2 separate regions of the Homo sapiens genome follow, and region 2 is linked to region 1. A link is a loop called in an ENCODE intact Hi-C map of the cell type or tissue named here. Cell type or tissue: GM12878. All regions are shown on one strand. Links, peaks and the distances in the headings refer to the core of each region. The heading gives the core; the rest is flanking DNA. Region 1 overlaps FNDC3B (fibronectin type III domain containing 3B). Region 2 overlaps FNDC3B (fibronectin type III domain containing 3B).

Region 1 (8,333 bases), core at 299-8,298:
GTTCTGAGTTTTATGCTGGGCAGCTTGACCTCTCTGGTCCTTAGTTTTTTCCATCTGTGAAATGGTGAATAGATTAGTTCACCAGCTTGTGTGCATTTACATTATTTATGCTCTCACAAAACAGATTATTTAGGATTGTCTCTTCTGACAAGAGAATATTTGGAATCATTTTCACTGTTCATTAATTATTTCAGCATTTATGGAGTGTGCTCCTCAGTAGTCCACATTGCACATTGTCCTGTGAGGGATCTGTGACGTAGTAAAGATAACTGTGATAGCTGTGATAGCTGAAAAAGCAAACGTACGCCTATCCTCTTGTGCTTTTAAGCAGACACAAATAAAACACGTTGCCATATGCTTCTCAAATTGTTCTGTCCAGTAGCTTCTTTGCTTTGTATTATACCCCTCTCATTTCCCATCCCCTTATAAAGATGAAAAAATGGTGCTATCGGGTTTCCTGGCAATGAGAATTCAAGCAGTAGTAACAAGTTCATTCCTGCCCATCCTGTCATTTCAGAAGTGAAGTTTCTGACAGAACAGTCTGGCAGTCTGTGTTTCTAAATTTAGAGCTAAGTTGAGGATCAGTAGCACTCTTGAGAGTAGCTCACTTGGGTTGGTCTTTGGGTCCCACATTCCTATGCTATACAGGCCTTAGCTTCAAGAAGGAAACAGGAGAACGGCATCTGGTCTGTAGGAAGTGTGAACACATAAGGCTCTGGCCATCCCTCTGAATCCTTCTGCTGGTAGTTTCTACAGCCAGGTGCATCTCTTTGGTACCAGGACTGTTTCCAGACTCTGCCTTAATAGAAGGCAGTGAGGCAGGAGAATGGGAAGTGGATGTTTTGCTGGAATCACCCTTTCCCCACCCCTCCCCTCTCTAAGAGCCACAGCTCTCCCCTCCTCTCCTCTTCAAGGATATCTGCTCCAGCCACACACCCATAAACCTGTCTGCCATCCAGGGGGCTGAAGAAACAAACTTAGATTGCAGAAAGTTTTTGAGGTGCACAGAGACACAAATCACTGCCTGAGAGTGAGACAGTGCTGCTCAGAGTCTTGAAGAAGGTTGTGTTCAGGCATAGCACTCTTCCCTGTCTCTGCTCTGGCACCTGGTCTGAGAATCATGACTTTGAGGTGAGGTTGCCTCATCTCCATATATGCAACCACTAATGTCCAGGTATCCCCTGCAGCCCCATATTTTTATTACAGTATAACAGCATGGATTAGAGTTCCAGAATACTTTAGTCTTTTGTTGTTTGTAATCACCTTTGCAATAAAATGAGTAGAGTAAAATTTTGAAAGTGTTGGTTAAACAAGAAGACAGGGCATCAAGCCCAGCTTTCAAGCCTCTTAAAAAAAGACTTGCATGGAAAAAGAGCAGCAGCCTTTATTTCTGCTGAGATTAGGAATGCTGTGCCGAGTTGACCTTCATGGGAAGATCCACCTTAATCAGCAGCTAACTATATGCTGGGCTCTGAAGTACAAGGGCAGGTGGAACCCTAATGGGGAGCAGAAAACAGAAACGCATTACAGTACAGGGGAAATCTGATCCACCATCTCTCCTCTCTTAAATTCACTGTCATTAATTTTGCATCACTGTAGCATAGAATTCACTTGGAAATTACTCATTAATAGTTCTATACTAGGGTTAACTGCCTGTTATTTCTCCATTAATAACTAACTAGACAACATCTTAATTTTTAAATCAATACAAGAAGTTACTATGACTATGAAATGGTAATTAGCAGCTAAAAACGGAATTTACAGCCGGGCGCGGTGGCTCACGCCTGTAATCCTAGCACTTTGGGAGGCCCAGACGGGTGGATTGCCTGAGCTCAGGAGTTCGAGACCAGCCTGGGCAACACGGTGAAACCTCGTCTCTACTAAAATACAAAAAATTAGCTGGGCATGACAGTGGGCGCCTATAGTCCCAGCTACTTGGGAGGCTGAGGCAGGAGAATTGCTAGAACCCGGGAAGCAGAGGTTGCAGTGAGCCAAGATTGCACCACTGCGCTCCAGCCTGGGCGACAGAGCGAGACTTGTCTCTGAAAAGAAAAAAAAGGAATTTACAGGTGTCATTGGCTTTTCAGCTGTGGCCTTCAGTTTCGATTTTCACCTGAAACAGGTCAGTTTTTATTACTTGAGAAGGTGTGGCCATTCCTTGCCAAGTTCCCTTGTGGTGACTCGTGAGCTTTAGTGTTTAGAGCCATGGGGTTTAATAACTGACCCCGCATTTTTGTAGATTTTTAGCCGCTTTCCTCCTTCAGGAGACACCCCATTAGGAGCAGAAAGGCAGAAGGTCATTTTCAAGTCTTTTTCACTTGAACGTTAGATGAGTCACATCACATTTTTATTTCAGTGTCCCCGCCCCCGTGTTTACACTTTAATCTACAAGCACTTGTCATTCTGATGGGTAGCAGAAAGCAGATCAGAAGCTCCTAAAAAGGAGCTTGGTTAACAGCAAAACAATGACTAGATGCTAGATTTTTCAAGGTATAGGTTCTTTCCACAATGGAGAGTCAGTGAGAGGGGGAAGGCGGACACCATGCTTGAGACACTATACCCGTTGGCCGCACCCACACTAATCCCTTTGACTGCCCATCTTTTTTGGGCACCCTTCCAAGCTACATTGACCCTGCATTGCTTCTCTTTTCCTTCTTCTTTCTTCTTCTTTTTTTTTTTTTTTTTTTTTTTTGAGATGGAGTTTTACTCTTGTTGCCCAGGCTGGAGTGCAACGGCACAATCTCAGCTCACTGCAACCTCTGTCTCTCAGGTTCAAGCGATTCCCCTGCCTCGGCCACTCGAGCAGCTGAGATTACAGGCGTCTGCCACCACACCCAGCTAATTTTTATATTTTTAGTATGTTTCACCATGTTGGCCAGGATGGTCTCCAACTCCTGACCTCAGGTGATCACCCAGCTCAGTTTCCCAAAGTGCTGGGATTACAGGTGTGAGCCACCATGCCCAGCCCTGCTTCTTTTCTTGATGACATATCACTATCTAGCAGAGGTGGGAGTTTTTCTCTAGAAGAAGCTATGGGAGAAGGATTGAGGATATAGAGGGCTCTAGGTTAGGGAAGGGCTTTTAGGAAAAAAAAAACTAGGAACCTCTGGGTTGAGTCATTCATAAATGTCTGCCCAGTCTGTTTTAATGTTCCTAAACAGATCGTGATCTGGCCTTATTCTTGAAAACTTGAGTAAAGGAGTGAATTTTAATGGGCAAATAAGAACTTTTTATTTTAGAAAAAATTAGTTACATAAAGAAAGTATTTATGCAAAGTTGGCTTGTTTTAAGTTCTGCCTTAAGATATTGTTTTAATTTGAACCATACAGAACACTAACTGGTGCTGCTGCAGCTGTCAGAACAAATACAGGTCACCTAAGATCTTGCTATGAATATGTGGCATGGATTCATATTGATGATATATATCAATGATATGATGTTTATCTAAAGAAACCTGAATTAATCGTCTCAGCTTTGTCTCTGTCTTCATCCATTTTGTGCTGCTGTAACAGAATACCTGAGACTGGTTACTTTATAAAGAACAGAGATGTATTTCTTACAGTTCTGCAAGCTGGGAAGTTCAAGGTCAAGGACTTGTATCTGGCAAGGGCCTTCTTGCTGTGTCCTCCCATAATAGAAGACAGGAGGGCAAGACAGCGCAAGCGTGAGAGAGGGAAGGGAACCAAACTCGTCTTTTTATCAGGAACCCACTCCTGTGATAACAAACTCACTCCTGTCAAAATGGCAATGCATTTGTGAGGATAGAGCCCTTGTGACCTAATCACCTTTTCAAGGAAAAAAAAATGACCACCTCTCAACATGTTGCATTGGGGATTAATTTTCTTTTTCTTTTTTTCTTTTTTTTTTTTGAGACAGAGTCTTGCTCTGTCGCCCAGGCTGGAGTGCAGTGGTGCGATCTCAGCTCACTGCAACGTCTGCCTCCCGGGTTCACGCCTTTCTCCTGCCTCAGCCTCCCGAGTAACTGGGACTACAGGCGCCTGCCACCACGCCCAGCTAATTTTTTTGTATTTTTAATAGAGACGGGGTTTCACCATGTTAGCCAGCATGGTCTCGATCTCCTGACCTCGTGATCCGCCTGCCTCGGCCTCCCAAAGTGCTGGGATTACAGGCGTGAGCCACCACGCCCGGCCGGGGATTAATTTTCTAACACATAAACATGGGGGACACATTCAAACCATAACAGTTTCTAGTTACTCATGGTATACCCCAAGCAGGTAATTTAACGCCTTAGCCTCGGCCTTTCCACTGGAAAAACAGTGTCAGTTATCTCACGGGTACGTAAGACTGAATGAGATAAGTTGGACAACAGCCGATTCAGTGTAACGATTGTTCCATATTGTTGATATAAGTTTACCTAAGCAGATGCTAAGATCTGAGATAGGGACAGTCAACAATTAGAACAATCATGTATAAGGAATATGACATTCTTCTGTCAGGAACTTAAACAAGAGCCCTGAGGTTTATGTCACTTGTTTGAACTAAATAAAAACTGATGTTAGTGCTATCGATGGATGTTAACTTGCTATTAGCCTAACTTCTGGACATGACATGCAGGGCACAGAATAACCAGAAAAAGCACTTTGTGGGAATGTGACTACTGGAGTCCCCAAAAACCTTCCTCACTTGTGACCCAGCTAGCCCAAAAGGAAGTTCACATCTGGATACACAGAATAACCAGAAAAAGAGCTTTGTGGGAATGTGACTACTGGAGTTCCCAAAAACCTTCCTTACTCATGACTCAGCTAGCCCAAAAGGAAGTTCACATTTGGTTTCCCTGGTGACTAATGAGCCAACACAGCTGTAAAACACAGTGGACTAAGAATGAAACAGATGCCACAGAAATCAGGGGAAGCATAATTAAAAGTTGAGAGAGGAGAAAAGGCCAGCAGCCGGTAGAACCCATGCCCCTGGGGAGCCATTAGCAGGTCAGGCCAGGCCAGGCAGGCCCAGCAGTCCTGTCACAGAAACCTCCTGAAGCAGGTGGCCAGCCCCAGATTGCAGCTTCTTGGACTTCTGTATCATTCAGGAGGAGCCTTGTTTAGGGATTGAGTTGGCCCCGTAGAAGATAATCAGTAAGAGATCAATTAATCAGACTCCTGCTTAGCTCAAGTGTTGAATAGTTCATATGGATGATCTCTCATAATCCTTCTGAGTGAATTTGCACAAACCTTTTCTGGTTAGATAACAACTGTTCTGAGAATGAAGGGAATGGAGCAGCTACAAGCACAGTAATTAACTAGGTCCCACAGCATGGATGAAGAGAGCCCCCTGAGAATTTGCTTGACTCCAGCTCTCTAAGGTGCCACACTGCCTTAGGGTGGACAGTGTGTTGGTTGGTTTCATGACAAAAGCCAGGAAGGTCAGCTTTCATTCCCCTGCCCAGGCCCACATGCACTTTGGTCATTCTTGGCAACTGTGGGGATTGGAAAGTGGGGTTCTAAGTTCATTTTGGCTCTGTCCATCAGAGACCATCTTTCACATGAGTGCCCACTGCCATGTCTTACGGTTGTTTCAGAAAGCCAAGAGAATTGCTGCCCCACTATAGCTGCTATTGAAGGAAACTAAGCCAGGAAGGATTGAATAACTCAGAGGCATCTTTAGGTGCCACTTCATGATTAAAAGGAGCCCCCTCTTTTAGGGACCTCAGTCTCAGAGATCCACACACCTGTAGCAGATTCTCTGCCTTCTCTCTTTTACCATTTCTCGCATGTGTACATGATGAGGTTGTGTGTTTGGGAAGCAAACTTGATGTGGAGCTTCTTGCTGAGGCTAAATTATAAATCTCCTCTTGGTTCCTGACACCTGATTTATCAACTCGCCTTTGTCATGGCTTCTCATCGTGAGCTGGAAGAAGACTGCCTTGGGCCTTCACTAGGTGGATGGACCAACCCCATCCATCCCTTGGTTCATTTGTAAATTGTACTAACAGTCTGTTCTGAAATTAGGCCCTCGGCTCCCTTGCTCCCCCTTCCCTGAGACAGTCTTAACACATCGATCCTCTCAAAGCATTTGAAAACAGATGAACCTCAATATTTGGAGAAATACATAGGAAAATTTTCTTTGTGTGTTTGTTTAAACCAGAAGACCTAGTGATCATCCTTGGCTATTTCAGGCAGCCAAGCCTCCCCTCTTACAGAAAAGCTAGTGTGCTGAGGGATAAAATGCCTCCCTGTTTATTTGGTAACATGGAACCACAAATCATCCCACCCACTTTTCTTACCTTTGAAACATCCTCTGTGCCAGAGCGTGCAATAAAATGAAAGAGGCGTCCCTGGGGGAAGAGTGGGGTTTGGCACGAGGAACTTCTGAGTCCACCCAAATGCAGAGTGTCCCTCCCTCCCTGTTAGGAGCCTCTTATATATGGTTATGCTGAACACATACGTGCTCTTTTATTTCTGAAGCCAACATTGGTCTTTGATGTTGCCTAGGATCAGCCGGTGCTGGAACAGCTTCTAAATATAGACACTCTAGCAGACTAAATCTTAGAGTCTGGCCGTAGTTCAGTTGGCCAGTGCAACTTTATTTTTTATGTATTGTTGCCGTTTCTGACAGGTTGAACTATACTATTAACAGAGAATGGCCAGCCCAGAATCCTTCAGCCCATGTCTGGATTCAGCAGCCATGGGCCACAAGCACGTGACAACTGATAACCAAATTCATGGAACTTATTTAGCAGACAGTCATCAAACCTGGTAAGAGCAGCTCAGGAAGGCAGCAGGCATGGCTGTGGAAGAATCTGAAAGAGGCCGGGCTCAGTGGCTGACACCTGTAACCCCAGTACTTTGGGAGGCCGAGGCAGGTGGATCACCTGAGGTCAGGAGTTTGAGACCAGCCTGACCAACATGGTGAAACCCTGTCTCTACTAAAAATACAAAAATTAGCCGGGCATGGTGGCGCACTCCTGTAATCCCAGTTGCTTGGGAGGCTGAGGCAGGAGAATCGCTTGAACCTGGGAGGCGGAGGTTGAGGTGAGCCGAGATCATTCCACTGCACTCCAGCCTGGGTGACAGGGTGAGACTCTGACTCAAAAAAAACAAAAAAATCTGAAAGAGAAGGAGGACAGTGGAAAGATACCACACATCAAGAAAACATCAGGAGGAGTAAGTCACAAGACCAAAGGGAGAAAGTTCACCATGAATTCCAGCATCCTTGTGTTGGCCATTCTTAATCTTGTGCCAGGAATGAAGCAGTTATAAAGAGGAACAGGAAGTATCGTTTCCAATCTATTAATTTAAAAGCAGTTGAAAATATCAGCCAGCTTCATCTGTTAGTGCCAGCGGTGTTGGAAATACCCACTTCTAGTGTTGTTAGTGCCAGGGTAATTAGAAATGTTAGTCAGGGCAGCCACAGCCCCCACAGTCTACAGAATTACACTGGCAGGAAAACACTGTAGCCTGAATTAATTGGGATGTGTGTGAGTTACATGTATAGAATGAGCCATGAGTTGTGTTCCTTAATGGGAAACCAGCCCATTTAGAGGATTCATCTTCCCAAGTACTGAGGAAAGCTTTATGAGGATACTAAGTTAGTAAAGAAGAAAAATTAACTTGAAAAAGTTCTTTTGTTGTTGTTTTCAGTCTTTCAACTACACACTTTTACAAATCAACACAACAAATATATTTTTAAACATACTCTAAATATTAGTTGCATTTTATGATCTTAATCAAATACTTTTTATATACTTAGCTGCCAGTTTTCAAGTAGGTAGACCATCTGTAAATTTGTTTCTTCACTGGAACTCTTGTATGTTTGTAAACAGATACCCAGAGAGAGAGGTGGAAAGCTGGTTACATGAGGAAGTCCTTTGAAATGTTCTTTTCTTTGTTGACTCCTGTGGTTTTAGGCTATGTCATACCTAAACTGTCCCCTAGAGACCATTGCGTGTCTGGATTTAAAAATCTCCCAAGAGTTCTCTAAGTTTGGGATAGCATTATTAAAAGTCTTATTTCAATCTAAAATGTGATTCTGTAAGATGAAGTAACTGCATAGCTGTTGATTGGCAATTTTGGTTGATCTTTATCGTCTAGGAGTCTGGTTCTATTTTTAGCTTATACAAAAATAACTTTTAAAATTATTCAGAGAGGTCCTTACTTTGGTGGATGGCTTTGAAAGAAAAGGCATGTACTAAGTGCATGTAGAAAATAGGACCCATCATATGTTACACATTTATTTTGCTTTTGTTTTTGTTTTGTTTTGTTTTGTTTTGAGACAGGGTCTTGCTCTGTTGCCCAGGCTGGAGTGCAGTGGCACAGTCTCGGCTCACTACAGCGTCTGCCTCCCGGGTGCAAGCAATTCTCCTGCCTCAGCCTCCT
Region 2 (8,333 bases), core at 269-8,268, 140 kb before region 1:
ACAAGTGGAGAGTAAGTAGAGAAAGGGGTTTCCTGAAACATTTCCAGCCTGTTCTTTTAAGTGCTTTTTTTCCTCAGGATTTTATAGTCCTATACGTGGTAGGTAGGCGGATGGGCGGGTGGTGGGGGAGGTATTACAGCAAAATGCTTACATATTCTTTTCACCTCTTGTTTTCTTTTTTGTTCTCAACTGGGACCTACTATTCTCCTCCCCATTGCTGAAAGGCAAATTCTTAGAAAGGGGCCATTTAGAGTATGTGTAGCTGAAGAACCTCAAATAGTTCTTCATTTAGCAAATATTTAATTTCTTGAGTTCTTTTTATGTTTTGAATATTCTTAGAGATACGAAAATGAATTTGATGTAGATTCTGCCCTTAAAGGGGTTTAAGTAAAATCTAGAAGCAGAATTTACACAGACAACCACACAGAAAACCCTAAATCTAAAGCCGATATGTAAACACATGATTACCATAGTAAGTGAGAACCTTGTACCGCGTTGGAGAAGTGTGAAGGGTCTCCCCAGAAGACATTGTTTTTCCTGGGGAGGGGATCACAGTAGTACAGATGTGAAAAATCTGCCCTAATATTTTTTGTTTGCACTATGTGGATGGAAATGAAAACTTACCTGTAACAAACAGTTTTATCTATAGAATGTTTTATAAGCCTATTTTTGTTCCTTTTCTATTATATGTCTACACAGAATATAAATTTACCCCATCAGGTGAAAGCTCAGCATAGGTGTGCAAGCCCCACTTGGCTAAAATATTGGTTAGAGCAATAAAATCCTGTGTTCCATTCCCAAACCAGTTCCAAGCCAGGTAATGGGTTGAAAAGGCCTTTGATTAGTTGGATTTCCTATAAACCAACTCTGAAGTACGCATGCATTGATTGAATTAATAGAAGAGCCCTTCATTCCCTTGCCAGAGCCTGGTGTTGCTTAATCTTTTAGTAGTTCCACTAAAGCTTTTGGTTTCTAAGCCCAAATGAGATTACAACCAGCAAATTTTAAAGAAGTGGAGCTAAGAGAGACGAGTATAGTAATAACAAGTCTGAAAAACTGCAAGAGGACACAAGAATTCTGAGTGAGCCTGGTAGTTTCTAGTGAGATTTCCATTTAAAGTTTTGATAGTTAACCTTCCATGGACTATCTCAGATCATTCTTTGGATTCATAAAGTATTTTTGTTAGTTTCCTTGCCATAGCCAAATAAAAATAATCTCTGAATTGAGTTAGGAAATTTAGTTCCTGCTACAACTGCAGATTTCATGTACAGGAAGAGGAAGGGGTGGGCAATTACAGAGGATTAGGGAACATCCCTTTAGAGTTCTTCCTGGGATGACAATGGTCGAATGAGATAATGTGAGAGTGCTTTGCAGTTGGAAAGTGCTGTAGGAACCCTGAATTCATCTGAAACTGTAGCTTAGTGTTTAAATGATGTCTGTTATTACTTTTTTGAATAGTCTGGAGTGCTTGTTAAAGAAAAAATTATTCTGTGATATTTGTTGAATGAAGCACAGTGAGGAAGACTTTACTCAGGGCCCTTGTAATAGCTATAGGGACCACTGCAATAGGGTCTTGCAGTGGGGGAGAGAGAATAGGCTCAATTCTGAATACATCATCATGGGCAAGTGGGAATTTATAGCCAAGGAGCAGTGTGGGGATCAGTGGATGGAAAATTACTAAGACAAAACCTAAGGGGTAAGGGGGCTTCTGACTCAATTGCCCTAATAAGATTCTTGGTGAAGACAGGCCAGGGTGTTGAGACATTACCTGGGGAGATGGTGGAGGATGAGGAACTTGATCAGATATTGGAGATGATCAGAAATTGAGGATGGAGGGTTCTGAAACTGACTTAACAGGATTCTTTGCTAAAACCAGATTCTACAAGGAAATACACATATGGGCCTAGCGGAAGATACAGAACCCTAACTGAAGTTTGGCTGACCAAAAAGAATCTTTGTTACTGTTAAGTATTCGGATTCCTGGGCCTAATGCCAGGTCTACTGAATCAAGATCTCTGAAGACAAAGATGTCAGAATCTACATTTTAACAGACTCCTTGGGCACTTCTTTTACCCATTACGTTAGAGCTGCTTAGATAGAAGTTGCAACTTTTTTGGAGTCTGAGTTTGTAGTTGTAAAACTTTGCTTTTTGATAGAAGGTGAGTATGAATGTGGTAGCTCAATCAGAGTGGGCCACATTGTAACTAAGTGAAGGGATTCTCAAACATCTGTCTTGGAGATAGAGATGGAAAGATTCATGTCTTGAAAGCTTATACTGTATTATATTTAATTTCCTTATATGATAAAATTTACCAAATAGCTCTGAGGAAGGAATCATTTTTACCACCATCTTTTTTTTTTTTTTTTTTTTTGCACAGGGGCAAATTGAAGCTTAGAAAGGAACTTTTTCTTTTCTTTTATAAAATTTTACTTTAAGTTCCAGGATACATGTGCAGAACGTGCAGGTTTATTACATAGGTAAATGTGTACTATGGTGGTTTGCTGCACCTTAACCCATCGCCTAGGTATTAAGCCCTGCATGCATTAGTTATTTGTCCTGATGCTCTCCCTCCCCTCACCCCTGTCCCTGACAGGCCCCAGTGTGTGTTGTTCCCCTCCCTGTGTCCTTGTGTTCTCATTGTTCAACTCCCACTTATGAGTGAGAACATGCAGTGTTCGGTTGTCTGTTCCTCTGTTAGTTTGCTGAGGATGATGCTTCCAGCTTCATCCATGTCCCTGCAGAGGACGTGATCTCATTTCTTTTTGTGGCTGCATAGTATTCCATGGTGTCTGTGTACCACATTTAGAAAGGAACTTTCTTAGGACCATACAACTGGTTGTGGAAGGAGCAGAAATTGAACACTGGCCTGTCTGGGTCTGAAGCCCAAGCTCTCAGCCTCCATGCACTCTGAATTGCCTAGTGCTGATGGCCACAGTCATCAGGGAATAGAGGTTAAGGGAGGAGAGGCAGGCAGAGGCTAAAGTGTCACTCCAGCTGTGGGCTAAAGGATGCTGACCTGTGGACATTAGCCCAAACCCCAGCAAACCCATTAGGCATGATACACTACTATGTAAATTTAAGGCCTAGGAGACATTTGTAGCAAGCTGGTTGCTGTCACCGAGAGCTCATATATTGACTTTGTCAAGCAAGAGTGAGAAGAGAAGATCACATGTTTTACTTAACATTGCCTGTAAACTTTTCACAAGACTTTTCAAATCAATACTTATGCTTTTTCTTTCCATATTGTAAGACACTCAGACTGGTAAGTGAAGGGACTTTAAAGCTTGGCATTGGTTTAGGGCTGTAGCTATGGGGGTAGCAGGAAAAGATGGGAGGAGGGAAAAGCGAAAGAGCTGGACACATGTGGACACTCAGCCGGGGCATCCCTGGGACCCCACATTCTTGAGATTTTATTATGTCTTGAGACCAAATATATGTGGAGGGAGTGATGGTAAAGGTGATAAAAGTGCAAGTTATAATAGAATTTCATAGATAGGGAAAATTGAAAGAAGGATAATATAGTTTATGGGTAAAAAGCCTGTGCCACATTCTGAGAGCTTCAGGGTCTTTTTCTTCCACACTACCCCCTTCAGCGCCTCCACATACCCAGGGGGTAAGCTCTAGTATTTTTGATTTTCATATTTCTGCCTTGTGATTAAATATGAATACCATATTGACTAGAAAATTGGTTTGTCTTTAAATTATGGTTTTGAAAAGGTTTACTCTCTTTTGCTATTCCATAGAGGTTAGTAGGCCATAGGGCCCCTTTATCTTATTTATTTATTTATTTGTTCATTTATTTAGGGACAGAGTCTTGCTTTATTGCCCAGGCTGGAGTGCGGTGGTGCAATCTTAGCCCACTGCAAAGTCCGCCTCCCAGGTTCAAGCGATTCTCCTGCCTCAGCCTCCCGAATAGCTGGGATTACAGGCACGCGCCACCATGCCTGGCTAATGTTTGTATTTTTAGTAGAGACGGGTTTTCACCATGTTGGCCAGGCTGGTCTCGAACTCCTGACCTCAGGTGATCTGCCCGCCTTGGCCTCCCAAAGTGCTGAGATTACAGGTTTGAGCTGCCGTGCCTGGCCGGGCCTGTTTATAACTATTATGCTCAAGGTAAATGTAGAATGTAGAAATTAAGGTGAATAAAACATTCATATTAAAAGCAAAACATTAATTTTGTATGTTCAGGATATATGGTATGAGCTGGGACACCTGGGCTTTGAGCCACAACTTCACTGTCTACAACACACACAAACTTCCTCCCTCCCCCACTGTATCCCCTCCCCCACCACCTCCGACCTCCACCCCAACTGTAAAAGTTGAAGCTGAGCATGGTGGCTCCCGGCTGTAATTCCAATACTTCGATAAGTTAAGGTGGGAGGACCACTTGAGCCCAGGAGTTTGATGTTAGCCTGGGCAACATGGCAAGACTCCGTCTCTACAAAAAATACAAAAAGTTAGCTGGGCATGGTGGCGACTGCCTGTAGACTGAGCTACTTGGGATGCTGAGGTAGGAGGATCATTTGAGCCCAGATGACATCACTGCACTCCAGCCCAGGCAACAGAGTGAGGCCCTGTCTCCAAAAAAAAAAAAAAAAAAAAAAAAAAAGAGTGTAAACAGGTAATTTTACTGGGCCTTAGTTTCGTTTCTTCATCTCTCTGATGAGGGGTGTGGCTGAATGACCTCTTTGGGGTTTTTACATTTCACAGTTGTCAATCATAATTTTCTGTGACCCTGACCAAGCCTCACTCTGACCTAATGACTCATACAAACATTTCTCTTCTTCTCTTCATGTTTGCGTATTTTGATTGCACATGTACCTTGGACTTAGTGGGGTCACTGGCAAAGCAAGTGTATTTTCTGAAATACACCAGAGAAGTGGGTGTGCACAGTGTTTTCCCTTGGGTCGAGCCATGCTTCTGCTGTCCTTCCAGCTGGAATCTGTCAGATGTGGACTGTGGATCTCCTGAGTGCTTAGTAAAAATGCAGAATCCTGGGCCCCTTGCAGACCTGTTGAGGGGGAGTCTCTGGAAGTAAGGCTCTGGGCTCTGCATTTTAATAAGCCCCTAAGTGATCCCCAGGCTCACTACTGTTTGAGAACATGAATGATTCTCCTCTAAGTATGCACTGTGGTCTTTAGATAGAACCCATGGTTCCCTCAAGGCAGGGGTCATGCTGTGTGTGTGTTTATAAATGAAACTTCTCAGGATAAATTGTGATCATCTAGTTTATTCACTCATGAAACAAATACTTGCATCCTTCTTTTATACAAAGTCCTGTGTTAGTTGTGGGAATGGAGAGAAGAGAATGTATCTAAGGAGGCAGAGCAGACAGATTTTGGCAACTGATTAGATATGAGGGATGTGGGAGAGGTCAAAGTTAGCTAGCGGGTTTGATCCGGAGTGTGGAACTCTAGTTGTGCCAGTACAGAAATGGGCAGACAGTCATTGGAACAGTTTTGAGAAGAAAGATGCCCATATAGGAAAGAGCCCATAGAATGGTTATAAAATATGCCTGGATTTGTGGAACCAGTTCTAAAGCTGGCATTACTTTCAGATTCTTAGTATCTTAGAGGTGGGTGTGATCTTGTAGATCCTGTTTCAGTCTCCTCAGAAGCGGGAAAAATTGGTATCATTTGGAGGCTATTGTTTAGGTTGGGGCAAAAAAATATAATGGGGGGAGACATTATATATAAAGGTGATATTTACTTCTTAGACTTGAGAGAAGCTGGCTTTCTTAATAATCTCTAACTGATTTTGAACCTCTATTAGAATAAGCCCTGGAAATAATATTGGAAATGATATAGGCATTCTAAGTAGATATATTCTAAGATGACAGCCTGGTGTGGTGGCTCATGCCTGTAATCCCTGTACTTTGGGAGGCCGAGGCAGGTGGATGGATCTCTTGAGCCCAGCAGTTCGAGACCAGCCTGGATACCACGATGAAACCCTGTCTCTACCAAAAATACAAAAATTGGCTGGGTGTGGTGGCGTGTGGTCCCAGCTACTCAGGAGGCTGAGGTGGGAGGATCACTGGAACCTGGGAAGTCAAGGGTGCAGTGAGCTATGATTACACCACTGTACTCCAGAGCTGGGTGCCAGAGTGAGACTCTGTCTCCAAAAAAAAAAAAAAAAAAACAAAAAAAAACACCTTTAGAATTTACTGTCTTGTGGTCAAGTAGAATGTTGGCCCGTCTTCTTCAAAGACAGCCTTTCTCTCCTGATTTCCCTTAAACTAAGGAGGAGGGAAGTAATTAAGATTTTCAGTGGGAAGCCAGGCGTGGTGGCTCATGCCTGTAATCCCGGCACTTTGGGAAGCCTAGGTGGGCATATCACGAGGTCACAAGATTGAGACCTGCCTGACCAACATGGTGAAACCCCATCTCTACTAAAAATACAAAAATTAGCTAGGTGTGGTGGCACACACCTGTAGTGCCAGCTACTTGGGAGGCTGAGGCTGGAGAATTGCTTGAACCCAGGAAGCAGAGGTTGCAGTGAGCCGAGATCACGCCACTGCACTCCAGCCTGGTGACAGAGCAAGACTCCATCTCAAAAAAAAAAAAAAAAAAAAAAAAGATTTTCAGTGGGAGCACAGACTGCTGCTCACTCACTGAGTGGATTTCATTATGTAGTCTCAGTGTTTCCCAGACTGCTTGACAAATGAAGGATGTACGTTATTGCTTTTTCCTTACTTTGGCCTGAGAATGATGCAAAGCAGGCCTGTTGCATTACCAAGCATCTTGGGATGCTGCACTGAGTAATAGGCTTTTAGTATGTGTTACCTTGTCAACAGCAGTGACTGCTATGCCCAGGACATCAGCATTGAGTTGTTTTTGCACTTGTGGGGGTGACTTCCTATTGTCCTACCAGAATCAGCAAGGTAAGTTGGGAGAAATCCTTTGTCAGCAGGATGAGAAGCAGCAAGTGAAGGCTGGGCTCAGTGGAGGAGAACAATTCTAGGAGCTGGCGTGGTCACAGGAAGGATAGAGAACACGGAGGTCAGGAGGAAGCATGAGTCAGGCTGGTGGCTGTCCGGGGTCTTCTCACATTAGCAGCTGGAGAGCCAGGGCTGAAGGTTGAGTCGTAAGTGGCCAGCCTTGTGAATGTGGTATGCTAGACACCAACAGAACTTCCTGGAGCTGGGAGTTTCCTGGGGTCTTCCTGATGTGTAAGAACTGATGATCAGGACCTTACAGGTTATGTGTCTATTTTGGTTGTCCGCTCTGACAGGGCAGTGGTGTTGTGGTAGATACACTTTTGCTGGAGGCATTTGCTAGGTGAGTGGGCAAGATGTGATTTGTATTGGGTGTAATACTCAATCCAGCAGTGCTTCTCTGCTGCAGTCAAGTCCAGACTGCAAGAACCTGTTAAACGCAGGGAATTCCAACATAGAATCTTAAGAAGTTTCTCTACTTTGAATGTATCCTCCATGTTTTTCGTGTCGACAGAAGTAAAAGTGCAGTGATACATGAGTAAATTTTCAGCTCTCTTATCATAGGATTTGTTTAATTTGGTACCAGGATGTAATGAACTTGAGGTGTGTGAATGAGAAATGGAGATGAAGTGTTTTATTAGTTTAGAAAAGGGAGTAAAAGGAACTCTGAGTGTAGGCACGAAGCTTTCAGCTCTGAAACTTCACCTTTTTGCCACACTAGCAGCAGAGAAATTACGGAAAGCTGATTGTGTTGTCTATTTGGCAAGTCAAAGCAAGATACAGCAAGCTAAAAGATGAGTCTTCTAGATTGCTTTCACCTTCTGTGACATGAAATTTCTAAAAATAAGAAATAAGGAGCCCCTGGGCAGTTGCTCTTTAGAATTTGTGTGGACAGATCCAGGTCATCCTTGTTCTTCTTTGTGTTTTTTATGAAGTGAGACTTTCTGATTAGTGAGCCAGAAATTTAATCTGACAGCTTTTAAGTTTGATGATTTAAAAACACAATTGGTTATAAAAATTTTAAATTTATAATTTCCAGTAAAGTAGGAAATGAAAATTACCCTTTTGCTCCCAATTTCACTTCCAGAGGTTTATATTTACCATGTACTAAAACCTATCATTTCTCATCTACTTTATAAATGTATGAAAAACTCTGATTTTATACCTCTTTTGCTGTGTGTCATTAACATGATTTGCTTAACTTAATTTTATGTCCAGTATGGCTCTTGAGAGAGGGAACTGTGTCAGAATGTGTGTATCATTTTAACCCATTTCTGGTTGTTGTTGGAAACACAGTTAAGTTGCTTACTGGTCTTACTGCTGGTTTGCTTTATAAGAAAATTCAATCCGTTTTGTCTTCAGGTAACACTACATTTCTTTCAGTCTTCTGAGACATTT

Evidence for each region. A loop is a pair of places that touch in the nucleus more often than their neighbours do. Peaks named below come from ENCODE experiments on the same cell type or tissue, not always from the same donor. Only the 100,000 strongest peaks of a DNase experiment are listed, where the experiment ranks them.
Region 2: it touches region 1 in a loop (2.5-fold over the local background); 2 of 110 quality-filtered maps call a loop at or near these places.

The regions. Positions count from the first base shown.
Region 1 is chr3:172,313,333-172,321,665 of GRCh38, forward strand. The region is part of intron 11 of FNDC3B (fibronectin type III domain containing 3B); the gene reads left to right. Among named protein-coding and RNA genes, the nearest start is that of GHSR, 130 kb to the right of the region's middle. RefSeq lists an enhancer at 1,354-2,252. In GM12878, for the core only: no CTCF peak of the experiment used is centred there; DNase peaks (open chromatin) are centred at 4,819 and 7,858; H3K27ac peaks cover 2,099 bases.
Region 2 is chr3:172,175,276-172,183,608 of GRCh38, forward strand. The region is part of intron 3 of FNDC3B (fibronectin type III domain containing 3B); the gene reads left to right. LOC124906304 (a long non-coding RNA gene) reads left to right here. Exons shown (of 2, transcript XR_007096169.1): 2 at 1-5,742. Among named protein-coding and RNA genes, the nearest start is that of FNDC3B, 140 kb to the left of the region's middle. RefSeq lists enhancers at 4,496-4,655, 4,584-4,878, 6,844-7,138. In GM12878, for the core only: no CTCF peak of the experiment used is centred there; DNase peaks (open chromatin) are centred at 4,716 and 7,205; H3K27ac peaks cover 2,930 bases.